2 separate regions of the Mus musculus genome follow, and region 2 is linked to region 1. A link is a loop called in an ENCODE intact Hi-C map of the cell type or tissue named here. Cell type or tissue: heart. All regions are shown on one strand.

The links. Hi-C counts contacts between places; a loop is a spot of excess contacts. Peaks named below come from ENCODE experiments on the same cell type or tissue, not always from the same donor. Only the 100,000 strongest peaks of a DNase experiment are listed, where the experiment ranks them.
Region 2: it touches region 1 in a loop (2.2-fold over the local background); 3 of 42 quality-filtered maps call a loop at or near these places.

What each region holds. Positions count from the first base shown.
Region 1 is chr10:14,085,220-14,093,219 of GRCm38, forward strand. The region is part of intron 2 of Hivep2 (human immunodeficiency virus type I enhancer binding protein 2); the gene reads left to right. Among named protein-coding and RNA genes, the nearest start is that of Gm51759, 38 kb to the right of the region's middle. In heart, a CTCF peak has its summit at 4,422 (motif pointing left); DNase peaks (open chromatin) are centred at 362 and 1,132.
Region 2 is chr10:13,978,113-13,986,112 of GRCm38, forward strand. The region is part of intron 1 of Hivep2 (human immunodeficiency virus type I enhancer binding protein 2); the gene reads left to right. Among named protein-coding and RNA genes, the nearest start is that of Hivep2, 16 kb to the left of the region's middle. In heart, a CTCF peak has its summit at 4,785; DNase peaks (open chromatin) are centred at 4,979 and 5,719; H3K4me3 peaks cover 1,238 bases; H3K27ac peaks cover 1,744 bases.

The sequences.
Region 1 (8,000 bases):
CTGCCCGAGAAGCCAAACTTGCTTGAACCAGTCACCCAGATGGCCAGACTGGGTGGCGAACCTGCCTTAACGATGCTCGGCGGTTGACACGTGGGGCTGTGAGGTGTGCTGCTCCCTCGTCTGTGCCAGGCATGCAGAGCGTGTTCTTTGATGGGGTGAGACAGATGGTACCCTGCAATCTAAAATGATGAGGCAGGAAAGAAAAGTTGAAAAAAAAAGTAGAGAAAGGGCATTTGATTTTCTAATTCACATTTCGGAAGTGAATTCGAGCCTCTGTGATTGACTAACACATGCAGTGTTGCTCTAAGACATGAATCCATTAGCGTCTGTTTGAACAGATCTGAGTAATCGGCAGGAAGCAAGCTTTTCCTTCATGGCTACTGTCCCAAATTTCATGGGGTTGCCTCCAGATCCAGATTTGGGCCCTTGAAAGACAGCGCAGATCAATCTAGATTTTCAGAGTAACACATCCCATACCACCCATCTCAACCAACAGAGGACAAAGGGCTGACTTTCATTTTCATGCTAGAATATATATTTAGATATTTCTACACATACATGTATCAATAGGAGTGGGGGGGGGGGGTACAAGTGCCTGGCGAAGTAGCCATGATAAGGATAATTAATCAGTCTTCATACAGCTGCTTCCTGACATTTCTGCAAATCGTTGTGGAAAAATTAATGAAGGTTAAATCAGTAATGGTTTCAAGCTTGGCCAGTGGAAAGTATGACACTGTTTCCATCAGCAAGTAAGTTGGGCTGCTTTTTTTTTTTTTTTTTTTCTTTCTTTCTATAGGGGAAGTGGTTTGCTGTGCATTCTTCACAGGAACTGGAAAGGCGCAGCTGGCCTGTGTGTGCTGCAGGTATGCAGGAGCATTCTGGGAGTGCTCCACTGACTGCCTTTGATCGACGGCACTGACTTGCCTCTTGTGCCGCTTGTAGAACAGGAATATTCTTTCTACAAGTTTTATTTGAAAGATCCAGTGAGAACGCAGGCCTTCTGTTGGCCTGCCATCCAGAGAGGCCGATGCTCTGTGAATGTGAACTTTAGGAGGTAGAGTGTGGAATTTATGACAAACAGAAAGTGAAACTCACCTCGTCCAGTTTATTTTTCAAGCTGAAGGTGGTTCAGCACAAGCCCAGTTCACATCCTGCGTAACCCTATGGGATTTCCCCAGCAGTAGTTAAAAATTTTCCCATAGGGTCACACAGGATGTGAATTAAGTAAACACTTAACAGGCACGATGAAAGGAAATCAGCTTTCTAAATGGTCCTTTCACTGTTAGCATCCTGTCCTTATTAGAAACCTGGGTAAGGGCCACGCAAGTGTCTCTTTCTCAAGCCATGACATTATTAATTGAATGTATTAATCTTCTTTGTTACATAAGACATGCATTTTCTTATAGAAGAAACGGAATCTCTCATGGGCATTTTTCATGTGTGTTTGACTTGTATGTGTGGGGGCTGGTTGTATATATGAGTGTGTCCGTTTGCATTGAGGCCAGAAAGCAACCTCAAGTGTCATACATACACCTTATCTTTTTGAGGCAGGGTCTCTCGTGGACACTATGCCATGTCTCTTTAGCTGTCTTCTTCAGTGTCACCTTCAAGTGGTGGCAGTAGAGGAAAATCAAGCTCTATAGCCTGGCAAATAACCCAGGCCCAGTACATCTTTATTACCATCTATTAAATACATCTATCTATATTATTTATATCAGTATTATCTATCTATCTATCTATCTATCTATCTATCTATCTATCTATCTATCTATCTATCTATCTAATTATGAGGTACAGATGAATAGATAGATGAAAGTTATATAGATATAATTTTGATCTACCTATTATGTCCTCATCTGTGCTTTGAGATCTAATTTAAATGTCACTTCTTAATATACCTTTTTTTTTTTTTTTTGTGCAGTTCCTCCGGGTACCTAAAACATACACATTTTGCCCATGGTGTTCCTCTACTGGTTTAGATAATTCTTTACTCTTAAATTATGTTAGCTCTCACCATTCACATGGAAAAGTGTGAATTTAGTGATCTTACACTTATTGGTAAAGTTTTATTTCTCTTTTTGTAAGACACACTCAACATAAAGTCCAGCTTAGTACTAAAGATACTGTGCACTTCCTGTACACAATGCTGGGAAGGGGCCAGCGTTTGCTGGAAGTGGAAGAATTTAGGTCTGACCCTGGGGTTGTTACTACATGGTAACTGCCTGTCATCTCTGAATGAACAAAGCATTACTCTACAGGGAAAGTGAAATAAGTAAGAATGGGGTTCTGAAAGTGTGCTTTCTACCACCGAGCCGCAGCCAAGCGTTTTTGTGGGAAGGGGTGGAGGTGTATACATGTATGTGTGCATGCTTATGTGCAGCCCGAAGACAATCTTTCATTTCTCACTGCCATTTACCTGGCTTTTTCCAGTTAAGGTTTCCACCGAGGTTAGGACCTTCGGTGTAACTGATTCTCTTAGACTTACTGACTAGCAATTCCAGAGAGTCTCCTGTCTTTGCTAACACTGTGAGTTTTTTATATGAGTTCTGGGGAATAAATTTAGGTTCCCATGCTTGTATAATAAGCACTTTACACACTGAGCTATCTACCCGGGCCCAAGTGTGCTTTTTTTTTTTTTTTTTTTTGTTAAGCTCTAGCCACTACTGTCATAGTACCTTATTTAGAATTTTCCAGTTGGCTAATTACCAAGCGATCTTTAAAGGCAGGCACTGTTAGGTTTCTGAAACATATAGACCATCTGAGTCTCAGGAGAAAATTCAGGTTTTCTCCAGAGGTAAGTTCATGCTTTCGTTTTACTACGACGGAATGTCTTTTGAAGGTCACACAGATCCACTTGCTCTGGGATTGTTGATTTCCTTCAAGGGTAGAGGCAGTACTCTTCAGCTCCATTCCACAAGGACCTCCTCTTGAGCTGCTCAGGCCTGACTCATTCAGCAGACCCCAATCCTCTTCCTGTTTGCCCATCATTCGCCCTCCCCATCTCCTCACCTCTTCCCCACCCTTCCCCTTTTCTTTCTCCATATTCCTTGATGCCACTGAGAAAAAAAAGTAGGGAATTTAAATAAACATTTATCTAGAATCAGATTGCCTTAATCTCTGATGGCAGCCAATTCTTTTCTTTGCTGTTGTAGACTGATTGTTTCCAAGCAGTAAATTATGATTTAGAGTCCTGAGCACGAGAGACTTTGAACCAAGGAAGCTTCCGAGGAGGGTAAAGTGTCTACTGTTGTTGGAGGTCTTAGATCCAGTTTGTGTGGTATAAATGGCAAGTTAGTGTAAGAGAGAAAAATGCAGGGGGTAATGGATAGTATTGGACGACCTGGGTCTTTGAGAGAGAGAAGCCGTCTGCCCTAATATGCAGAGTGCTAGAAAACCATGAACACCACATGGGAAGAGGTGGTGTGTAGGAAGAGCATAGTGCGGTGGGAAGGTCTTCATAAATGAGGCTGGAAATCTGGACAGGTGCTAAGAGTGTGGAGTGAACTGGAGATTGTCAACAATTGAAAGGGGATATGATTACAGAGGCTTGTGCCTATGCAATGTAATTAAAGAAGTTAATTAAGGAAATTCAAGAAAGAAACAAAACAAAACAAAACAAAACAAAACAAAACAAAACAAAACAAAACAAAACTACATGCTGGTCATGGCCGAACTGAAGGCAAATAAGAGCAGAGTTGGAGACTTTGCTCATTAAATCATTGTCGTGAGCCCCTGGCTCTCCTGAGATGCATAACTGTTGTTGAACTCAGGCATTTCCAAGCCTCATCTCTGCCTGTCAGAGTTTTCAAGCCCTAATTTACATCTACCAGCTGCATAAGTGTTTCCTTCTCAACCCCAGCTCATAGCAGCCTCTCCTTTACTGTGCTTGGATAGTATTATTATAAATGCAACGGCACTCAACTTGATCTTCAAGGCTATAATTTACATTTTCATCTGCATGCATACTTGTCTTCCAAAAGAGATACCAGACTGATGTAGAATATGAATATATATGTATAGTCACACACACACACATACACACACACACACACACACACACACACACACACTTATATAAAGCAGGTAAAAAGACCTCAATGTATGTACTATGATATAAAGGAAGATTTTGCCTTCCCTATGTCATCGTGGGATTACTAGATGGGACAATGGGGAAGAAGTATAAAACACTGTCCTTAATCTTCATTTAAGATGAAGATAATTGAGTTAGGTATTTTGTTCAGAAGATTAGCAGTACGATAAAGGTTTGGGATTAAATAAGGAATGTTTTGGGATTCTCAATTTTCTTAAAGAAGATTATGCGTGTACCCGATAAGTTTGCCACCACTTATTAGGCACTTATTAGGGTTTACAGTTATTGTGCATTTAGAGGTCAGAGGACAGTTCTCAGGAGTCAGTTCTCTCCTGCCACCTTGTGGGATGCAGCGATCCAACTCAGATCAGCGGAACTGTCTGTGAAGGCTTTCTCCGCAGAGCCTTCCCATTGGTGCCTCCATTGTGTTATAGCAGGACACACTGAGTCTGAAAACCTATCCCTTCCTTGCACACTCTCTTCCCTGCAGGCCAGAGCGCTAACCACTGCCGCGCTGCAGCAACATGGACACGTTTCCATCCTCACTGATCAGTGTGCCACTGTCTTTGGCTTTTCTCTGTGAACTATTTTTTCCTATTAGTGTTTTCTTTGCTCTATCTGTTTGGGTTTTCAATGAGCACACATAGTGATGGGTTTATTGCTAGTACTTTGTATGTAGTTTCTTTTGGTTGATCTTCCTTTCCCGCCCAGCCCCTCTAACCTCTGTCCATTCCAGGTTACATGCGTCCTACTACCCTTTCCTCCAACTCTTCCTTAAAGCTACTTTATTCCCGCTCTTGATCACCTTTCTAGTGTCATGAACTCCCCCCCCCCACACACACACATAAACGCATACTATAAAGATTAAAAGCCAAGACCCATGAGAAAGAGTATACAGTGTCTGTCTTTCTGAGTCTAGGTTACCTGACTCAATATAATAACTTACAGTGCTAAAGCCGGCGAAAAGCCTCAGTCAGGAATGTGCCAACAATGCAAGCATGCACTCTTGTAAAACCAGCCCTGTAAAAGCTGGACAGATTGGCACTTGTCTGTAACCTCCGTACTGGGTTGTGCAGAGATGGGTGGATACCTGGAGCTCATGGGTCAGGAAGCCTAGCTGATAGAGTAAGCTTCAGGTTCAATGGGAGAACCTGTCTCCAAAATTAACATGGATAATGACTAAGGAAGACACCAGTTGTACTCTGGTTTGTACACCTGTGTACCTATAAATGCACATGCATCCACACAAACCTGTAAATGCAACTCCCCCACCCCTGCCACACACACATAAATAAATAAAATAAATAAATAAATAAATAAATGGAAAGTAATAATTTCCCTATAAATTTCTCTTCAGATAGCTGAATTAAATTCTATTGTGTATATCTATAGTACATTCTCATTATTAATTTATCAGTTGATCCAGACTGATTCTTTGTCTTTCCGTTCTGAGTAAAACAGAAATAAACATGGATGTGCGAATTTCCTGTGGTGGAGTCCTTTACCAGCATTTTCAGACGTGGCACATCTGGGTTGCCTAGTGGATCTCTTCTTACGTGTATTTTGTTGGCTTTTTTTTTTTTTTTTGGTCTTGTTTTTAAGAAATCTCTTCTGATTTCTGTAGTGGCTGTGCCTCCAGTTAATTCTCCCACCAGCAGTGACTAAGAGTTCCTTTTTTACCATAGCATCATTTTTTTTTTTTAATTAAAAAAAGGAATGTATGTATATGGGTGTTTTGCTTGCATGCATGTTTGTGTAGCATGTGCATATATGGTTCCTATGGAGACAAAAAGAGGACATTAGGTCCCCTGGATCTGGAGTTACAAACAGTTGTGAGCCACTACATTGGTGCAAGCAGTTGAATCCAGGTCCTCTGGAAGATTTCTTAACTTCCAAGTGCTCCCGACCACTGAGCTGTATCTCCAGCTCCATCATGCTTTTTGTTTGTTTGGCTTTGTGTTTTTTGTTATTGGAGGTGAGTGTGTTTTTTTTTTTTTTTTATCCTAGTATTTCTGATTGTGCTGAGAGGGATTTCAATGTTGTTTTAAATTTTAATTTGTATTTTCTTGAAGCCTAAAGATGTTTAATACTCTTTAAAATGTCAGTCATTTGTGTCTATGTCTCTCTCTTTGTGTCTGTGTGTGTCTTTGTTTATGTCTGTTTATGTGTCTGTCTGGCTGTCTCTCTCTTTCCCCTGTATCTGTGACTATGTGTGTCTCCATGTGTGTGTGTGTGTGCACGTGCGCGTGCGCGCGTGTGCATGTGTGTGTCAACATTGGTGTGTATGTCTGTTTGTATTCCTCTCTGTCTGTGTGTGTATATGTGTGTGCCTGTCTCTCTGTGTCTGTTTCTGTGTCTCTCTGGGTATTTGGTTCTTTTTATATTCTAGCTATTAACACCCTGCCTGAAGTGTACCTGGTAAAGATTTTCTACTTGCTGTAGTGTATCTGTTTATTTTGCTGTAGAGAAGCATTGTCATTCTTTTTGTAATCCCATTTGTCATTGCAGTCCTTTCAGAAAATGCTCACCTATTCCTGGAATTGTTCTTAGTTTTCCTCCAGGAGTTTCAGCACTTAAGGTTTTAAAATAAATTCTCAGCCTTGTTTAGAATTGGAATATGAGTGTGTCTGATTTTTTGTGTGTGCAAATAGATACTCAACTTGGCTGGTACCATGGGTAGAATAGGCTGCTTTTTCCCAGTGTATTATATATTTGACATCTTTGTCAAACCATGCGAGAGGAAAAAGCAGTTTTTGAGGAAAGAGAGTGGAGAGAGTGATCAGTGCTGTGGCACGAGAGTGGAAAGGAGGTTAACCCCGGGTAGAGGTGCACAGCCTGAAACAGGAGGGTGAGTAGGGGAAGGATTAAACCAAAGCAAAGTGCACACGGCATTTTTGTCAGCTACTAGTTAGCCATAGCTGTGGGCTTATTTCTAGATAGAACTGTTCCATCAGTCTACGTGTGTCTCTTTTTGTGTCAGTACTATGGTGGCTTTGTCACTATGGCTCTGTAGTATAATTTAGAGTCTAGTATAGTGATAATACCAGCTGTGTTCTTTGTCACTATGGCTGTGTAGTATAATTTGGAGTTTAATATAGTAATAATACCAGCAGCTTTGCTATGACTTGAATGTGTCCTTTCAGAAGCAATGTGTTAGAAACCTAGTCCTCAGTTCCACATTATTTGGAGGCAGGACCTAATGGCAGTATATGAGACCATAAGAGATTTGCTGTGTTGAGTGGATACTGCTGTTATTATAGACGTGGAGTCATTATTAAAGGAGTGAGATCCTTATCGAAGGATGAGTGTGCTTCTTTCTCTCTGTCTCTCTGTCTTTGTCTCCCTCTCTCTGTTTCTGTCTCTCTGTGTGTCTCTGTCTCTCTCTTTCTTACACACACACACACACACACACACACACACACACACACACACACACACACTTGAACCAATGTTGCAGCAAGAAAGCCTTCACCAGATTCCAATGTCTTGATCTTAAACTTTGCAGCTGCTAGAACTGAGAGCTACTGTTTTTGTTACCAGAAATGACTTCTTTGCCCATCTCACTCTTCCTCCTCACAAAGTTATCAGTTCTTAAGTGATGCCCGTGTTTATTTGTCCCCAGAATGCACTTGTTCCTTTGTCTTCTCTGCTATAAGCATTCTGGCCATTGCTGTTTTCCGGTGTCTCTTGTAGGTGAGCCTTCCACATGTGCTTCAGGGAAGGTGGCTGGTCAACTCTTCTATACAGTGTGTCTTGTACTTCCCTGAGCCCTCTCCCCATCACCCATTCATGTCTGCTCTTACTGGTTTGTCCTCACCTGACTGTACATGTATAAAAATAGTTTTCATTTACCTGACCCTAGATTATCGTGTTTGATGACTGTTTCTTTCTGTTGTTGTTTGCAGAAATC
Region 2 (8,000 bases), 110 kb before region 1:
AGAATAAATTTGCCCATTGTCTGGCAGACATTGCTACAGTTATTTAGGTGATAATGGTCACCTTATTTATTCTCTTTTTCTTCACCCAGGCTAAATATTTCTAGTTGTTGTACCTTATAGGATGTGTTCATTTTCATTATTTTGTCCGGGATTGGATTGTTCATGTTTGAAACTGACTCCAGGCTGGTGTTTTGCATTGATTTCGTTTTAAAATCAGATCTCAAAAATAAGTTGCTCAATTTCCTTTAGTCTTCAGAAGATGGCCCCAACTGGTTCAGAAATGTATTATAAAAAGGGCCTATGCTTGTTAAGATTTTATAGATAGCTTATCTAGAGCTGAGGTACCTTGTATAGTCATAAGGTTCAAGCAGATTTGAGCAAGAATAGCTCTAGTATACTTAAGATGAGTGGGAAAATAATGTGTGATATAAATATGATCTGGTAGAAAATAGAGCGTTTCATTGCCGTCCTCAAACCCTGTATGCTCTAGCTTGCTTCAGAAAAGAAAGGAAAGGAAGCTATTTTTAAAAGAGACTGGTGAAGTACCAGCAGAGAGGCCGAAATGATACATTAACAAGGTGCAGAATAACCCTTGGTGGAGGATGCGGGAGAGATTTCTTGGAAGAAGGGGATGCTTGAGTGAGGCCTTGATTTGACAGGCATAAACACCACAGTACAGGGAAGCGCCAGCAGTCAGCAGTGTGCTCAGAAAGGCCCTGCTTTGAGGACAGCATCAAATGCTTATATGCAGGCTGAAAAGAGACCTGAAGACAGTTCTCTCAAGAGCCTGCATTCCACTACCCCAAACCATAGGAAGGGAGAGCTATACTGGGCCAGAGTTTGATCCTCATAACTTGGCAAGCACAGTTGAAAAAGGTGCAACCAATAAACGGGCGAAAGGAAGGTATCTAGAAATTCCTATGCAGGAAATCCGATTGCGTTTATAAATAGCAGGACATGAAAGACACTGGTTCTGTGTCGGCTTGCCATTAGAATATACTGCCTGTCTTGAAATGGGGTGGCTGTCTCAAAATAATGACTTCAGTTTTAAAGGCAGAGAGGTGGATGATGGATCCTTTGATGTCCACTCTGGTGTAAGTCAGGCCTGCCCCTTTGCACTTCCCTACCTCTGAAACATACCAATGGCATGCTCAGATTAATTTATTATCTCTTTAAGATAAGGTAAACTAATGTTTTCTGCTCATTAAAAATGAGGATGCAGAATATTGGAAGAATTTCATGCATGCACATTAATCGTGTGACCCCCCCCCCCAATACAGTGCAGTATAATATGTAGCTCTTTTTGCATCTTTGCAACAACCTTAAAATATTATGACTTAAACTCTGCACTACCTATGGTGTCTACTGGAAAACTAGTTTGAATTTACCTGCTTACATTGCTTAGTAGATAAGATGAATAGCCAGGGAAGTCGATATTTAAGCAGGCATGCATGTCATAGAACAAATGAATCTATATTGAAAAATGATATATTAGCCTCATAATAGAGTTAGTGACTCTATATTACTGGAGTTGAGAGTTCTCATTTCCTGAATAGGTACTTTGAGTTTAGATTTCTTAATGATTATGGAGATTATCCTGTTTGAACTTTCTTCACATTTTTAGCTTTTGGAGAAGTGTACTCTGCGTGGGGATAGTGTAAACACCACGTAGTATATGTGTCATTAATTTTCAGGATTCGTTCAGTGTGTGTGAGGATACCAATGTTCAACCATTATTATAGTTTAGGTTTAGCTATAATTTAAATTTTATTAGCATGTATAAAATAAATTATAATTAAAAGTTACCGTTCTGAAATGTTAAATGGCGGCTGACGAAGGAGGTGAGCTGTCACACACTGGTGTGCTTCTTAACCCTGTCACTAATTGAACATATATTAACAGCTTTCTAGAGCTGTAAGGTCTGAAGGGATGGTGGTGGACCCTCATCCTGGTACCACTGAGCCGGGAGACAAATGGTGCTTGGACACCTTGTAGTCCTGGGGGACTAAGTCACACCTGCTTTAGTTTGCCTTGCTACCTACCCTGTTTCTAAAGAGAAGGTGTGAAATCAGTTATCCCGTACAGTATCTTTGTATTTCCCATTCATTTGTTCTTTTTCATGTAGCAGAAAAAGCACCTTGAACCAGAAGACGCCATAGTTCAATATTATGGTCTGTGTTCACAATTAATATGTTTATTCACAAGTTGATATGCTTTATTGCTGCTATACTGGTCTTTCTATCTTCAGTCTGTGCTAAACTTATAATAGTATTACTTTCATTTAGTCCATAATTAGGATTATAAAACAGGAGAATTTTTAACCATCCCCTTTGTTCTTTCCAGAGTCATCATCAGGAACATAATATAAACCAGAGAGCATGAGGCTTGAATAAAATCTTCACTGACCCTAGATAGTATTTGGGCAGTCACTTGTAACTTATGGCTTGTTAATTTTATACCAGTGACATGATTTGAAAGAGTAAGTAACAATCCGCACTCATAAAAAGAAAAAAGAAAAACAAAAGAAATGTTTAGGGCAGACTTACTCAATAAAACAACACTTGAGATGGGGGTACGTGTTGAAACTCCTAGGAGAGGGATCACTCAGGAGACGGACAAAACACGGAAGGTTTTCATGGGATCGGATACATTAGGCTCCCTCCCCTATGCAAGGATGGATGCTTCGACACTGTTGGGATTTAAACGTTGCTGTGTGTGTATCTCTGTCTGTGTCTGGAGAATGACTCTGTGGTTAAGAGCACCTATTGCTCTTGCAGAGAACTTTGGTTTGGTTCCCAGCACCCTCGTGGTGGCTCACAACCATCCCTAATCTACTTGCAGGGCATCCGGTGCCTTTTTCTGACCCGTGGTTACTGTATGCATGCGGTGCAGACAAAATACCCATACATATAAAGATAAAATGAATCGAAAACTTACTTTATAAGTTGTTGTGTCCATGCTAAGGAAACAAGGAATTTGGAATGATTATCTCTTAGACCCTGCCAAGAGTCACTGTAAGGCATCGCCTCCCTGAAGCAGAGCAGAGGTAACATAGAGCATAGTTCAGGTCTTTACAAGTCTGTTGGCTCCCCAGCTGAGTGGACATTTAAATACTCAGAGCTTATTTCTGACTGACAGTTTAATTATGTGCTGAGTAAATGGAATATTTTAATATTATGTAAATTATACGCAAATTTAAACTGATGATGCAAAAACCCTACTTTTTTCTTAGGGTGTTAAGGTGAAAAGACAAGAGTGGTCAAAGACACATTGGTTTTGGGTCACTATAATGGCATCCTTTGATATTGCCTTAGACAGTGAGGATTGAATATGGCAGTTGACATTCATCAGATTCCATGTTTATGCCCATTTAGCATAAAAAAATTAGTACCCTTTAACAAAGGGAAGGTGGTGGATCTGACTTGCAGCTCAGCTGGTGGAGACTGTACCTGGTTTGATCCCTGCATCGCAATGGTACATACCTATTATCTCAACACTAAAAAGCTAGAGGCAGGAGGATCACAAGTTTTAGGTCACCTAGCTAGAGAAGTTGTTTCTTAAATAATGTATACAGAACCCTAAATATGTTTAAAAAATCATGTCTTAGATCAGCTTAAGGTTCATAGCAAATTGAGCAGATAGATATTTCTCATTCAGCTTACCTGTGTGTATACTGCTGCCTCCCCGCTTCAGTTAGTGAGGAAGACCTGCTACTCCAAAGATTTATATTGAGAAATTACCATTGCTGAAGGTCATCATGTAAGGCTGTAAATGTCTCTTATCATGTCCTGCGAAACACTGCATAGTTGAAATGTTAGAGACGGTGGTTCAGTGCCTTCATACTGGTTTGTCATGAGAACAGAAGTTATCATTTTTTCTTGTAATTAACAATCTATCTCATTAGCAAACTGAAAGGAAACTATTTCAGTTTTTATTTCATAATAATTATACAATACCTTATGGTCTTATTTTTAACCACTGTTAACCTTAACCCACTGACTTGTAGAATTACCCAGGGTTATCATGGTTATGGCTTGAAACGAAATACAAGTCTGGAAATTGAGGCTAAAGAAAAAAAAAAATCAGTGGCTTAAAAACTATAAATCGATCATTTTTCCCTTAAAATATTTTGGTCCTGTTTTTTGTTGTTATTATCCAGGGTAAGAGCAAGACCAAATAGATCTTAGGAGACTTTTAAGAAATAAATTACGAGCATTAAAGACCTCAGTAGGTGGAAGTTTATGCTGTGCAGTGGGTATTTAATGAGAACATAGCATTTCCTGTTTGTCTTCGACTTCATTGGAGGTGCGCAGTATGGAAATCAGCTTTCATTTCTGCCATGTGTCAGTTGTTTAAGGAATCAATATTGGAGATAAAAAGTGGGGCTCGAGGGGAGGAAGGGGGAGGGCAGGCAACTTTTGATGCTTTAAAAGATTCCTGGTAGCCAGGTGTGGTGGCGGACGCCTTTAATCCCAGCACTTGGGAGGCAGAGGCAGGTGGATTTCTGAGTTTGAGGCCAGCCTGGTCTACAAAGTGAGTTCCAGAACAGCCAGGGCTATACAGAGAAACCCTGTCTCGAAAAACAAAACAAAACAAAACAAAACAAACAAAAAAAAGATTCCTGGTAGAGAGTCCTATTAGGGAAACTGCAATCAGGATCGGGCAAGGAAAGTGCTTCTTCAGCCTCTGAAGATGCATGCCTCTTCTTGCTGGGGCCGGGCGGGGGTTGGTGGGCGGGAGTTGAGTCCTGCAGGACCGTAAGGCGTCAGGTGGCCTCTTGTGGGACTGCAGACCCGGGAGGCGCAGCGTTGCAGCGGGAGTCTCAGCGCACGCCCCCGCCTGCGAGCCCCCGCCCTGCCGGCAGCTGACCTTTGGCCCAGGGGCGGCCATCCGAAGGCGCTGACTGCGATGACGTCTCCCTGGCTGTCAGTGCACAACAGGAAATGCTCTCCGCCTCCCCACTTCCTGCCTGGAGAAAGTGGGGCTCGCTGCTCTAGCAGCCGGCCTAGTTTCGGGGCCCATGCGGAGCACCCTGGTTGCGCAAGGGCTCTGGGTGCAAGGCCTGGCAGGGGCTGCCTGGGCGGAAAGCCAGGGTGAGCACTGGCCGCGGACCGCCCAGCCTGGGGACCCCGAGCATCCGGAGGGGTCCCGGAAAGGAGGCCCCAGTGCTGAATAATGCTGACCTCACAGGGCCTCTGTTGATTCTCTGTTGTAAAGCCCTGACAGGAAGCCTCCTCTTTAACCCTCCTTCCAAAGGCCACCTTTGACTTTGTTGTGGAAATACTGACAAGGGCATCTGGGGCAAAACCTAAATATCAGGCCTGGGGACCCTGCAGGACAGACCCCTTCATAGTCATTTAAGCCATTGTTTAGGTAAAGTGAGGTTTTCTTTTCTTTCTGTGTGTTTTTTTTTTTTAAATATGAACCATTTTGCAAACTTAGGACAGTAATACATCAGTAGCTGTGGATGTATTATCTCGAATTTGCAGATATTTTGCTGATCTCTTTCTCCCTGGTAGACTTCAAACAACGGAAACCAAAGCACGTCAACCTAGGCTTATTAATAAGACATGTTTACATAACCCTTGAAACTGCATTTTAGAACGATATACAATCTATAATTTAGTACCGCGGATGCCCGTGTCGCGCATGCTTGCCAGTACGATAAAGGGAAGAGCCGTCAGCTAAGCAAGCATTGTGCTTATTTCCCTGGCTGACTCATGAATAGGCTTTGTCATGGGAGACTGTTCTTCTGGCCACACGGCCAAAATGCCAAAGTTCACTGGGAGGTCTACTGAGGTTTCTTATGTCAAACACTTGACAGAGTTTTAGTTAGATGAAAATACTGTGTAGTAGTTTCTATTAAACCCCAGGAATATTGTGGAACACGCACTTTACTCTCTGTGTTCTGCTACACTGACCTATGCTTTTGAAAGCGTAGCTTAAATGTCCTCACATGATTAGCCCATGTGTGTAGCATATGATGTCATTAGCCTTGGGAACTGTCAACTGATTTATGCAGTGAAGAACTTTAAGGCTATTTGAGAAGAGTTTTAAGTAAGACCTGTGGGTCTTGAAATCATGTCTTTGGTTTGTTTGTTTGCTTGCTTGCTTGTTTTTTTCTTTCTGGTGTGTATCTGTGGGAGGATAGTTTTGTTTCTTTTGAACTTCTACAGATTATAGAAGGCTACTCAGGGAAATAAACTTGGAGCATAAAAATCAGGGCAAGTTGTAGTTGAGGGGGGCTGACATCATTGTGTAGGCATTACCACATGCTAGCACACCTTATCAAACACAGAGCCTAAAGAATGTTAGGCAAGCTTGCTACCACTCAGCTGCACCCATGATGCAATCTTGATTGTTTAACAATTTGAAGAGCAAACAAGACCATGGGAATTAAAATCTCAGTGGAATAGAAGAATGTTACATTAGTAAAAGATTAAATTTGGGAGGTGATTTTCTTGTCCTTGTACTGACATAGGCAGGAGGTACATTGGATGTCCTGTAAACTATTGAAGTACATGTGAATTTCATCTTTGAGGTTACACTATGTTTGAGCCCATTGTCCATTGCTTTTCTGTATGATTTAACCACTTCTAAATCCAGCTTGTCCGTGTATGACATTAGCATTATGCAGATATTTATTTAGTAGTCGATTAATAAGGATCAATTACTCCAGATTTGAATTAACAATAATCTCCAGTTTTTATGCACCTTCTTGTTCGAGGTGCTAAGTAGGATCCTTAGACTCATTAACTAAATCTCATAATTGTCAGGAGAGTAACATACACTTGTGTGAAAACCATTTTATGAGGAGCCCTTCTGAGTGGTACCAAATTAGAATTTTTATAATATTTATCCAAACCAACATTTGATCTATATTTGTGGCTCAAATATATGTGCTTCATTTCATCCATGAATAGATATGCCTAGTTTGGAGGAAATACTTTTTTTTTAAAAAAAGATTGTATGTATGTATGTTTGTATGTATGTATGTATGTATGTATGTATGTATGTATGTATGTATATGAATACACTGTAGCTGTCTTCAGACACACCAGAAGAGGGCATCGGATCCCATTACAGATGGTTGTGAGCCACCCTGTGGTTGCTGGGAATTGAACTCAGGAGCTCTGGAAGAGCAGTCAGTGCTCTTAACCACTAAGCCATCTCTCCAGCCAGAGGAAATACTTTCTATGGTGCAGAAAGCTCACATGCCTTCATAGAGCTGCCTGACAGCTCCCCCGAGAGCAATAGAAGATGTCTTTTCAACTCTAAGCTGGGAAGTTACATTCTTGGAGGGAAATAAAATAAATAATAAAAAATAAATCATAAAAACACTGCAGAAGAACTTAGAATTATAATTTGAAACATTTTTAAAACGTAATTAAAGCTTCTTTAAGTGATTTATTGGAACACTTTTATTTTCTTATACAAAGGGTTTGCTCTCTACTGTACCTAAGGAACCTTGCAATCAGGGCTGAGTTTGCTCCGTCCTCGCATTATCGCCGATGCCTCCAGCCATGCCCCACCCTGAGCTCTGGCTCCATGTACAGGCGCTGAATGGAGGAGCAGTAGGAGAAAAATGTTGTGGTCATCTCTCGGGTGTCAGATGCATTTTACATTCCTGGCCAAGTTTCAGCATTCTCTTTGTCAAGTAATTTTAAATTCAGCAACAACGAAACAATACCTGAGCTTCTGAAAATGAAATGTAAGCATAATAGGTGCACAATAAATGTTTATTAAATGGAAGTACTGAGAGACACAGGATGCTTGGCAGTCCTGCAGGCCTGGTGCTCCACTTACTGTGTTAGTCATTGACAAACTGCTTTTCATCTAATGAGAGTCTTTAAAAAAAAATTGCATCACCCTATTGATTTACAAGAGGAGACATTTTAGGGGGAGGTGGCAAGCAGCCCACTTGATGCAGAATGATTTTCACCAGCACTTAACCTGTAGGCTCTACTTATCAGTCTGAGATCTGAAGTGCCTTTAAGAGT